Regions from separate parts of the Homo sapiens genome. Here region 1 is linked to region 2. Evidence: chromatin contacts called from ENCODE Hi-C or POLR2A ChIA-PET data. All regions are on one chromosome and are shown on one strand. The core of a region is the stretch at or near the end of the contact, and the rest is flanking DNA. Distances in the headings are between cores, read along the strand shown.

Region 1 (4,745 bases), core at 1,864-4,363, 180 kb after region 2:
TTTTAGAGTTTCGCTGTTGTCCAGGCTGGAGTGCAATGGCACGATCTCAGCTCACTGCAACTTCCGCCTTCCCAGTTTAAGCGATTCTCCTGCCTCAGCCTCCTGAGTAGCTGGGATTACAGGCACCTGCCACCACGCCCAGCTAATTTTTTGTATTTAGTAGAGAAGGGGTTTCACCATTTTGGCTAGGCTGGTCTCCAACTCCTGACCTCAGGTGATCTACCCACCTTAGCCTCCCAAAGCGCTGGATTATGGACATGAGCCAATGCGCCTGGGCAGAAATGTGGTTTTTTTTTTTTTTTTTTTGAGACTGAGTCTCACTCTATCACCCAGGCTGGAGTGCAGTGGTGCGATCTCAGCTTGCTGCAACCTCTGTCTCCTGGGTTCAAGCTATTCTCGTGCCTCAGCCGCCTGAGCAGCTGGAATTACAGGTTCACACAACCACACCCAGCTAATTTTTGTATTTTTAGTACAGATGGGGTTTCATCATGTTGGCCAAGCTGGTCTTGAAGTCCTGACCTCAAGTGATTGGCCCGCCTTGGACTCCCAACGTGCTGGGATTACAGGCATAAGCCACCGCACCTGGCCAGAAATGTACTTTTAAAATGAAGGGTGGCCGGATGCAGTGGCTCACTCCTGTAATCCCAGCACTTTAGGAGGCTGAGGCATGAAGATTGCTTGAAACAGGAGTTCGAGACCAGACTGGACAACACAGTGAGGCCCCGTTTCTGGGCACACTTGTGATTTCAGGCACAAGTCACCACGTGGGGGCTTCATCTAATTATTACCTCTGTATATTTTCCATGGTTTCCCATCTTTTACCTCTTTCATTACTACTGCATTTGTTTAGATTCTATCATCCTTGAAGGTCCAGCTGCAACAGCAGCCCCACCCATGCGTCGAAGCCTTCTGAGGTCTTTCCTTCTTCTGAGCTTCTAGGGCATCTTTTACTGTCCCTTCTGCCCTCCAATTGTGCCACCACCAGCCTGGCCAACATGGCGAAACGCCACCTGCTAAAAATACAAAAATTAGCCGGGTGTGGTGGCACATGCCTGTAATCCCAGCTACTCAGGAGGCTGAGGCAGGAGAATTGCTTTAGCTCTGGGAGGCGGAGGCTGTAGTAAGCTGAAATAGTGCCACTGCACTCTAGCCTGGATGACAGAGACTCTGTCTCTAAATAAATAAATAAATAAATAAGCAGGGCTCGGTGGCTCACACTTGTACTCCCAGCACTTTGGGAGGCTGAGGTGGGTGGATCACCTGAAGTCAGGAATTCGAGACTAGCCCGGCCAACATGGTGAAACCCTGTCTCTACTAAAAATACAAAAATTAGCCAAGCATGGTAGTGCGCACCTGTAATCCCAGCTACACGGGAAGCTGAAGCAGGAGAATCGCTTGAACCTGGGAGGCAGAGGTTGTAGTGAGCTGAGATCGCATCATTGCACTCCAGCCTAGGCAACAAGAGCGAGACTCCATCTCAAAACAAACAAAACAAACAAACAAACAAAATGCTGCTCACCTCAGAGGACTAGATGGAGAATTTTTTTTTTTTTGAGTCGGAGTTTTGTTCTTGTTGCCCAGGCTGGAGTATAATGGTGCGATCTCAGCTCACTGCAACCTCTGCCTCCCGGGTTCAAGCGATTCTCCTGCCTCAGCCTCCCGAGTAAGTGGGATTACAGGCATGCGTCACCACGCCCGGCTAATTTTGTATTTTTAGTAGAGACGGGGTTTCACAATGTTGGTCGGGCTGGTCTTGAACTCCTCACCTCAGGTGATCCGCCCGCCTCAGACTCCCAGAGTGCTGGGATTACAGGTGTGAACCACCGTGCCCTGCCTGGATGGGGATAGTTTTGTAAACTATAGAGTGCCCCCAATTTTTAGTAAAGTTACAAAGAATTTTCACACATTTTGAGTTTTATGGAGCTAGAATGCACATCACAAATACACCTATTTGAAGTGTACAATTCAATTTTTGTGCTAGCATGAAAATTTTAGTGCACTTTCATGACCACAAAAAGAAACTGCATATTCATTAGCATTCACTCCCCATTCCCCCTAGTCCTTCTTTTTTTCCCTGGGCCATAGCGTCTGGCCAATGAAACGGATTTTTGTGCTAGCGCGGCCACAATCAGTACTAGTACATTTTCATCACCCCAGAAAGAACCTCTGTATTTATTAGCATTCACTCCCCTTTCCCCGAGTCCTTCTATAGATTTGTGTATTCTAGATATTTCATATTTTATAAAACACCTTCACACATTTTTACTTGACTTCCAGGATTTTTCTTTTCTCTCTTTTTTTTTTTTGAGACAGAATTCCGCTCTTGTTGCCCAGGCTGGAGTGCAATGGCGCGATCTCGGCTCACCACAACCTCTGCCTCCCGGGTTAAAGCGATTCTCCTGCCTCAGCCTCCAGAGTAGCTGGGATTACAGGCATGCGCCACTACGCCCGGCTAATTTAGTAGAGACGGGGTTTCTCCATGTTGGTCAGGTTGGTCTCGAAGTGTGATCCGCTCAAAGTGCTGGGATTACAGGCGTGAGCCACCGTGCCCAGTCCAGGAGGATTTTTCTTTGTAAGAACCTTTTACAATGATCTGTGGGGGTCCATCCCTCCTATTTTACAGGAGAAAATAGACGGTTATCTAGGCTTTGTGAGTGCCAAGTTCGCACGCGGCTTTCGACTCCGTGGCTACATTGTCGGGCCGGGATTTCGCGATTTCGAGGAGGGATGCTCGGCCTCCTCCTACTAGCGTGGTTGGGGCCTCGGCCAGGGCCGAGTTCCGCGGGGGAGAGCCCCAGGGTTCTGCCACCGCACCGTTGACCTAGAATGCACGTGGGGACAGCCAAAGGTCCAGTCTCCAGTCTCGGAACCCGCGGGCCCCCGAACACGTCTGCCTGCTTGGTCTTCTTTGAACCCAAGTCCCACCGCCCACCAGGATCCTAATGACGCCGGCCTGGGGAACTCCCACGCACGCGCCGTTCAAACGCCCCGCCCTCCGCGGCCCAATCACCGCACACCTTGTTTGGACGTTCGACCAGAAGCGTCCTATCAGCGAGCGCGATCCTAGAGACTGACCAGGATCCGTGACGCCCGTTCGGGTGGGCAGTGCCAGTGCGCTGAAGGGCAAGCCTCAGGGGAAGCTTGTTCCTTATTTAGTAAGATTAGCTTGACTAAGGGAGCGAAGGGCGTCACACTGCTTTTGGAAACAGGTGGTGAGGCTGGCGTCGCCATGTTTTCTAAGGGACTTTCTCAGGATCAGATCCAAGAGTGGTCCTTTAGGGCTTTTTTTTTTTTTTTTTGAGACGTTGTCTCGCCCTGTCACCCAGGCTGGAGTGCAGTGGCGCGATCTCGGCTCAGTGCAACTTCCGTCTCTCGGGTTCAAGCAATTCTCCTGCCTCAGCCTCCAGGGTAACTGCGATTACAGGCTCCCGCCACCACGCCAGGCTAATTTTTGTATTTTAAGTAGAGACGGGATTTCACCATATTGGCCAGGCTGGTCTTGAACCCCTGACTTCCAGTGATCCGCCAACCTCAGCCTCCCAAAGGGGCTTTTAAATGTAAGGGCCGCGCAGGGGCTCCGGGTAGGGCATGAAAGGTTGGGAGGGGCCCTAGCCATTGTCTTTTTTGTTATTGTTAAGGCTGACTTTTTTTAGGCTGTCGCCCATTCTAGAATGCAGCGGCGTGATCTTGGCTCACTGCAGCCTCGACTTCCCTGGCTCAAGTGATCCTCCCACCTCAGCCTCCCGAGTTGCTGGGACCACAGGTGCCACACCGCGCCCGCTTAATTTTTTTTTCTTTATATATATTTTTTTGTAGTGACGGGGTTTCGAACTCCAGGACTCAACGGAGCCTCCCATCTCAGACTCTGGGTGAGATTATAGGCGTTAACCATGACTCCCTACCCAGTATAAACTCAAACACACCAGGCGCAGCAGCTCACGCCTGTAATCCCAGCACTTTGGGAGGTGAAGGCAGGTGGATCACCTGAAGTCAGGAGTTCGAGACCAGCCTGGCCAACATGGCGAAATCCCGTCTCTACTAACAATAACAAAAATTAGCTGGGCGTGGTGGCAGGCGCCTGTAATACCAGAGATTCAGGAGGCTGAGGCAGGAGAATCGCTTGAACCCAGGAGGTGGAGGTTGCAGCCAGCCAAGATCGTGCCATTGCACTCCAGCTGGGGCAACAAGAGTGAAACTCTGTCTCAAAAAAACAAAAACAAAAGCAAATAAAATATTGCTGGGCGCGGTGGCTCACACCTGTAATCCCAGCAGTTTGGGAGGCCAAGGCGGGCGGATCACTTGAGGTCAGGAGTTTGAAACCAGCCTGGCCAACATGGTAAAAACCTTTTCTCTACTAAAAATACAAAAAAATTAGCCCAGCGTGGCAGTGGATGCCTGTAATCCCAGCTACTTGGGAGGCTGAGACAGGAGAATCCCTTGAACTCGGGAGGTGGAGGTTGCAGTGAGCCGAGATCATGCCATTGCACTCCAGCCCGGGCGACAGAGCGAGACTTTGTCTCAAAAAAAATAAAAAAATAAAAAAACCAAACATTTAAAAAATAAAAAACCAAACGAGGCTGGGCACGGTGGCTCATGCCTCTAATCCCAGCACTTTGGGAGGCTCAGGCAGGCAGATCACTTGAGGCCAGGAGTTGGAGACCAGCCTGGCCAACATGGTGAAACCCTGTTTCTACTAAAAATACAAAAATTAGCTAGGCATGGTCATGGGAGCCTCTAATCCCACA
Region 2 (4,460 bases), core at 1,291-3,790:
CAACAGGTGGTGTTAGAGTAATTAGACATCCATAGACAAAAACACAAAACCCTAAAAACCCGTACACAAAAATTAACTCCAAATGAGTTACAAACTTAAATGTAAAATGTAAAAACTATAAAACTTTCAGAAAAAAACAGAAGAGTATCTTAAGGTTCTAATGTTATACAGAGTTCTTGATACCTAAAGCATAATTCATAAAAGGAAAAAGTGACACATTGAACTTAATCCAAATTTAAAACTTTCTGAAACATAGGCTGAGGCACCAGAATCACTTGAGCCCGGGAGGTGGAGGTTGCAGTGAGCTAAGATCACTCCACTGCACTCTAGCCTGGGCAACACAGCGAGACCCTGTCTCAAAAGAAAAAAAACCCCACAACTTTCTGAAACAGCTTTATTGAGATATAATTCACATACCATATAATTCACCCATCTAAAGTGCACAATTCAATGGGTTTTTGTTTACTATATTAACTTTTTTTTTTTTTAGATGGAGTCTTGCTCTGTCGCCCAGGCTGGAGTGCAGTGGCACAATCTCGGCTCACTGCAAGCTCCACCTCCCAGGTTCACGCCATTCTCCTGCCTCAGCCTCCCAAGTAGCTGAGACTACAGGAGTCCACCACCATGCCGGCTAATTTTTTTGTATTTTTAGTAGAGACAGGGTTTCACCGTGTTAGCCAGGATGGTCTCAATCTCCTGACCTTGTGATTCGCCCGCCTCGGCCTCCCAAAGTGCTGGGATTACAGGCGTGAGCCACCGTGCCCGGCTAATTTTTTTTTTTAATGGAGTTTCACTCTTGTTGCCCAGGCTGGAGTGCAATGGCACGATCTCAGCTCACCACAACCAATGACTCCTGGGTTCAAGCCATTCTCCTGCCTCAGCTTCCCGAGTAGCTGGGATTACAGGTGTGCACCACCACACCCAGCTAATTTTTGTATTTTAGTAAAGACGGGTTTTCTCCATGTTGGTCAGGCTCGTCTTGAACTCCCAACCTCAGGTGATCTGCCTGCCTCAGCCTCCCAAAGTGCTGGGATTACAGGCATGAGCCACCATGCCTGGCCTACTATATTATTACTTTTTAAAAACTGTGATAAAACCGGTCAAGCATGGTGTCTCATGCCGGTAATCCCAGCACTTTGGGAGGCTGAGGCAGGCAGATCACTTGAGCTCAGGAGTTTGAAACCAGCCTGGGCAATGTGGCAAAACCCCATCTCTAAAACACAAGCAAACAAACAAAAATTAGCCAAGCGTGGGCCAGGCGTGGTGGCTCATGCTTGTAATCCCAGCACTTTGAGAGGCCGAGGCAGGCGGATCACCTGAGGTGAGTTTGAGACCAGCCTGGCCAACATGGCGAAAACCTATCTCTACTAAAAACACAAAAATTAGGCCAGGTGTGGTGGCTCACACCTGTAATCCCAGCACTTTGGGAGGCCAAGGCGGGCGGATCACCTGAGGTCAAGAGTTCGAGACCAGACTGACCAACATGGAGAAACCCCGTCTCTACTAAAAATACAAAAATTAGCTGGTGTGATGGCACATGCCTGTAATCCCAGCTACTCGGGAGGCTGAGGCAGAAGAATCGCTTGAACCCAGGAGGCGGAGGTTGTGGTGAGTTGAAATCGCGCCACTGCACTCCAGCCTGGGCAACAAGAGCAAAATTCCATCTCAAAACAAAAAAAGAAGTGTAACTAACAACATCAGGTGGTGGGACTCGGACATTTTTGGACCCCCCATACCTTCACCCACACCTCGGAGAGCAGATGTTTTGAATTGGAAACATCGAATTTTCAGTCCACCTAGAGTAAGCCCTTTGTCGGCTCAGCTTCTTGAACGTATGCATTTCATGCTCACCACATCCAAACTGTAAGGCTCCATCCAACCAACCAACCAAAATCCCTGTCCTGGACGGGAGCGGTGGCTCCCGCCGGTAATCCCAGCACTTTGGGAGGCCGAGGCGGGCGGATCACTTTAGACCATCTTGGCCAGCATGATGAAACCCCATATCTACTACAAATGCAAAATTTAGCTGGGTGTGGCGGTGCACACCTGTACAGCTACTTGGGAGGCTGAGTTGGGAGAATCGCTTGAACCCGGGAGGCAGAGGCTTCAGTGAGCAGATCATACTACACTGCAGCGTGGGTGATTAAGTCAGACTCTGTGAAAAGAAAGAAAAAGAAAGGAAAGAAAGAAAGGGAAGGAGGGAAGGAGGGAGGGAAGGAAGGAAGGAAAAAACCTCCCTGTCCTTTTGGCCCTGAAGGGACCTTCGCTTTCCAAAGGGCTATGGCAAGAAGGGTGGGTCGCAGCCACGTCACCGGCGGGAGGGTCGGCAAGGACGGTTGCTAGGTCGCCGCACAGCTTCCGCCGCGGAGAGAACCAAAGGACTGGGAGGAGAAGTGAACGCCCGCCCCATCCACGGTGCGGCCTGGGATTGGCTCACCGTTGTAAAGCCATGCCCCCAACCCGGGCAGCGCCGCGGCCACCCGCCCGGTTCCGAAACGGACCAGCAGGGGGCGGCCTGCACGTCCTGGCCGTGGCTCCTGCCCGTGGAGGCGACCCCAGCGGCCCAGACAACTAAGACCCGTGTTGCGTAATCTCCCCGGCCCCGCCCAGGGAGAGGTGCCTCTGCCCCCGGGGACCCTGGCGAACGCACGTTCCCCTGTTGATCATTCAGGCTGCACTGTGGACCCGGAAGTCTGGGTCCAGATCCAGCGAATTCGGAGAATCCTCAGCGGCCCCTCGTCTAAGCCGCAGCAAAAAAAGGGATTGGACTCACTGGACCACCTCCAAGGAGCCTGTCCAGTCTGACAGGCCCTATTTCTCATGGAAGACCCTGGGCTTCTCTGGCCTGAAGTTGAGAGCTGGCCCTGGCTCTGGCATTCCCTCTCTGAGTGGCCTTGGGCAAGTTATAGCCTATTTCTGAGCTTGTTTCCTCATCCTATTGTTAAGTCCTATGAGGGTTAGATGTCCTCAAAGGTCCCTTCCAGTTCTTAGCCATGAAACAGACTTGATAACATGTGGAAATCTCTGACATGTTAAATCTCTGACACGTAAATCTCTGACATGTTATGCTATTTAGCCACCTTCACCTTCTTTTCTTTTTTTTTGAGACTGAGTCTCGCTCTGTCGCCCAGGGTGGATTGCAGTGGTGCGATCTCAGCTCACTGCAACCTCCACCTCATGGGTTCAAGCGATTCTCCTGCCTCAGCCTCCTGAGTAGCTGGAATTATAGGCATGCACCACCACATCCAGCTAATTTTTGTATTTTTAGTAGAGACGGTGTTTCACCGCGTTGGTCAGGCTGGTCTTGAACTCCTGACTTCAGGTATCCACCCACCTCGGCCTCCCAAAGTGCTGGGATTACAGGCATGAGCCACTGTGCCTGGCCCTCTTTTCTTTTTTTTTTAATACAGGGTCTCACTCTGTCGCCCAGGCTGGAGTGCAGTGGCACAATCCTAGTTGGCTGCAGCCTCCAACTCCTGGGCTCAAGCAATCCTCCCGCCTCAGCCTCCCAAGTAGCTGGAACCACAGGCACACACCACAATGCCCGGCTTTTTTTTTTGGAGAGACGGGGTCTCACTATGGTGCCCAGCCCCACCTTCACTTTCTGTACACAAAAATTCTAGAAAAGGAGGGGAAAGGCTGGGTTGGCACCTAAAAATAAAATAGGGACTGTCAACAGATCCCTGAAAGAGTGCCTGCCTGCACTAAGGGGATGATGCTGGAGAGGATAATGGAATGTCCATTGTACTCTAACCCCCTCATTTTGCAGATGAGGAAACTTTGACAGCAGCTAAGTCACATTAGGAGGAAAAACCCAGGTTTTCTGATTTCATAATCAGTTCCTTTACAAAGTGTTAGGAAATAGAAGGCATAAATATGTTAAAACAGAGAAAGAAAATTATCCACAGGAATAAAAGCAAACAATTTAATTTGTAGCACTTCCCACTTTGGTGTACTTAGGATTTCTATCCTGCCTACATTCGTGGTGACTTACAAAGCAAAAATAGAGCAATAAAAAATAAAACAGAAGTGAGTTATCTCTCTCTTCTGCTTTTTCATCTATCACCACTGCCCCATTGTCCCCTCCAGAAGAGCTTCTAACCCCTACCCTAATGTTCCAAACTGACCTTTGTAATCTTTTTTTTTTTTTTTTTTTTTGAGGCAGTCCCAGCTACTCAGGATGCTGAGGGGGTGAAAATTGCTTGAGCCCAGGAGTTTGAGACCAGCTTGGGCAACACAGCAAAACTCCATCCAGCACTTTGGGAGGCCGAGGCAGGTGGATCACTTGAGGCCAGGAGTTGGAAACCAGCCTGGTCAACATGGTGAAACCCCATCTTTACTAAAAATACAAAAAATTTGTCAGGCGCAGTGGCTCATGCCTATAATCCCAGCACTTTGGGAGGCTGAGGCGGGCAGATCACCTGAGGTCAAGAGTTTTGTACTAAAATACAAAAATTAGC

Evidence for each region. A loop is a pair of places that touch in the nucleus more often than their neighbours do. ChIA-PET counts read pairs that join two places held with the same protein, here RNA polymerase II (POLR2A). Pooled maps may share reads with other maps.
Region 1: a loop to region 2 is called in a pooled map, with 5 times the contacts of the local background. The contact joins two enhancer-like sites. A Hi-C loop is called at or near these places in 7 of 50 pooled maps. POLR2A ChIA-PET finds 5 or more read pairs at or near these places in 4 of 52 experiments (AG04449, GM10248, HEK293 and 1 more).

What each region holds. Positions count from the first base shown.
Region 1 is chr16:30,632,724-30,637,468 of GRCh38, reverse strand. No RefSeq gene overlaps it. Among named protein-coding and RNA genes, the nearest start is that of PRR14, 16 kb to the left of the region's middle. RefSeq lists enhancers at 2,101-3,051, 3,052-4,003. Within about 2 kb of position 3,113, at least 38 of the 41 ENCODE cell types and tissues checked have a DNase peak (open chromatin) inside an H3K27ac peak, as active enhancers do.
Region 2 is chr16:30,812,496-30,816,955 of GRCh38, reverse strand. The region is part of intron 1 of LOC124903679 (a long non-coding RNA gene); the gene reads right to left. Among named protein-coding and RNA genes, the nearest start is that of ZNF629, 28 kb to the right of the region's middle. RefSeq lists a silencer at 2,332-2,661 and enhancers at 2,682-2,831, 2,702-3,256, 3,257-3,812. Within about 2 kb of position 2,540, at least 30 of the 41 ENCODE cell types and tissues checked have a DNase peak (open chromatin) inside an H3K27ac peak, as active enhancers do.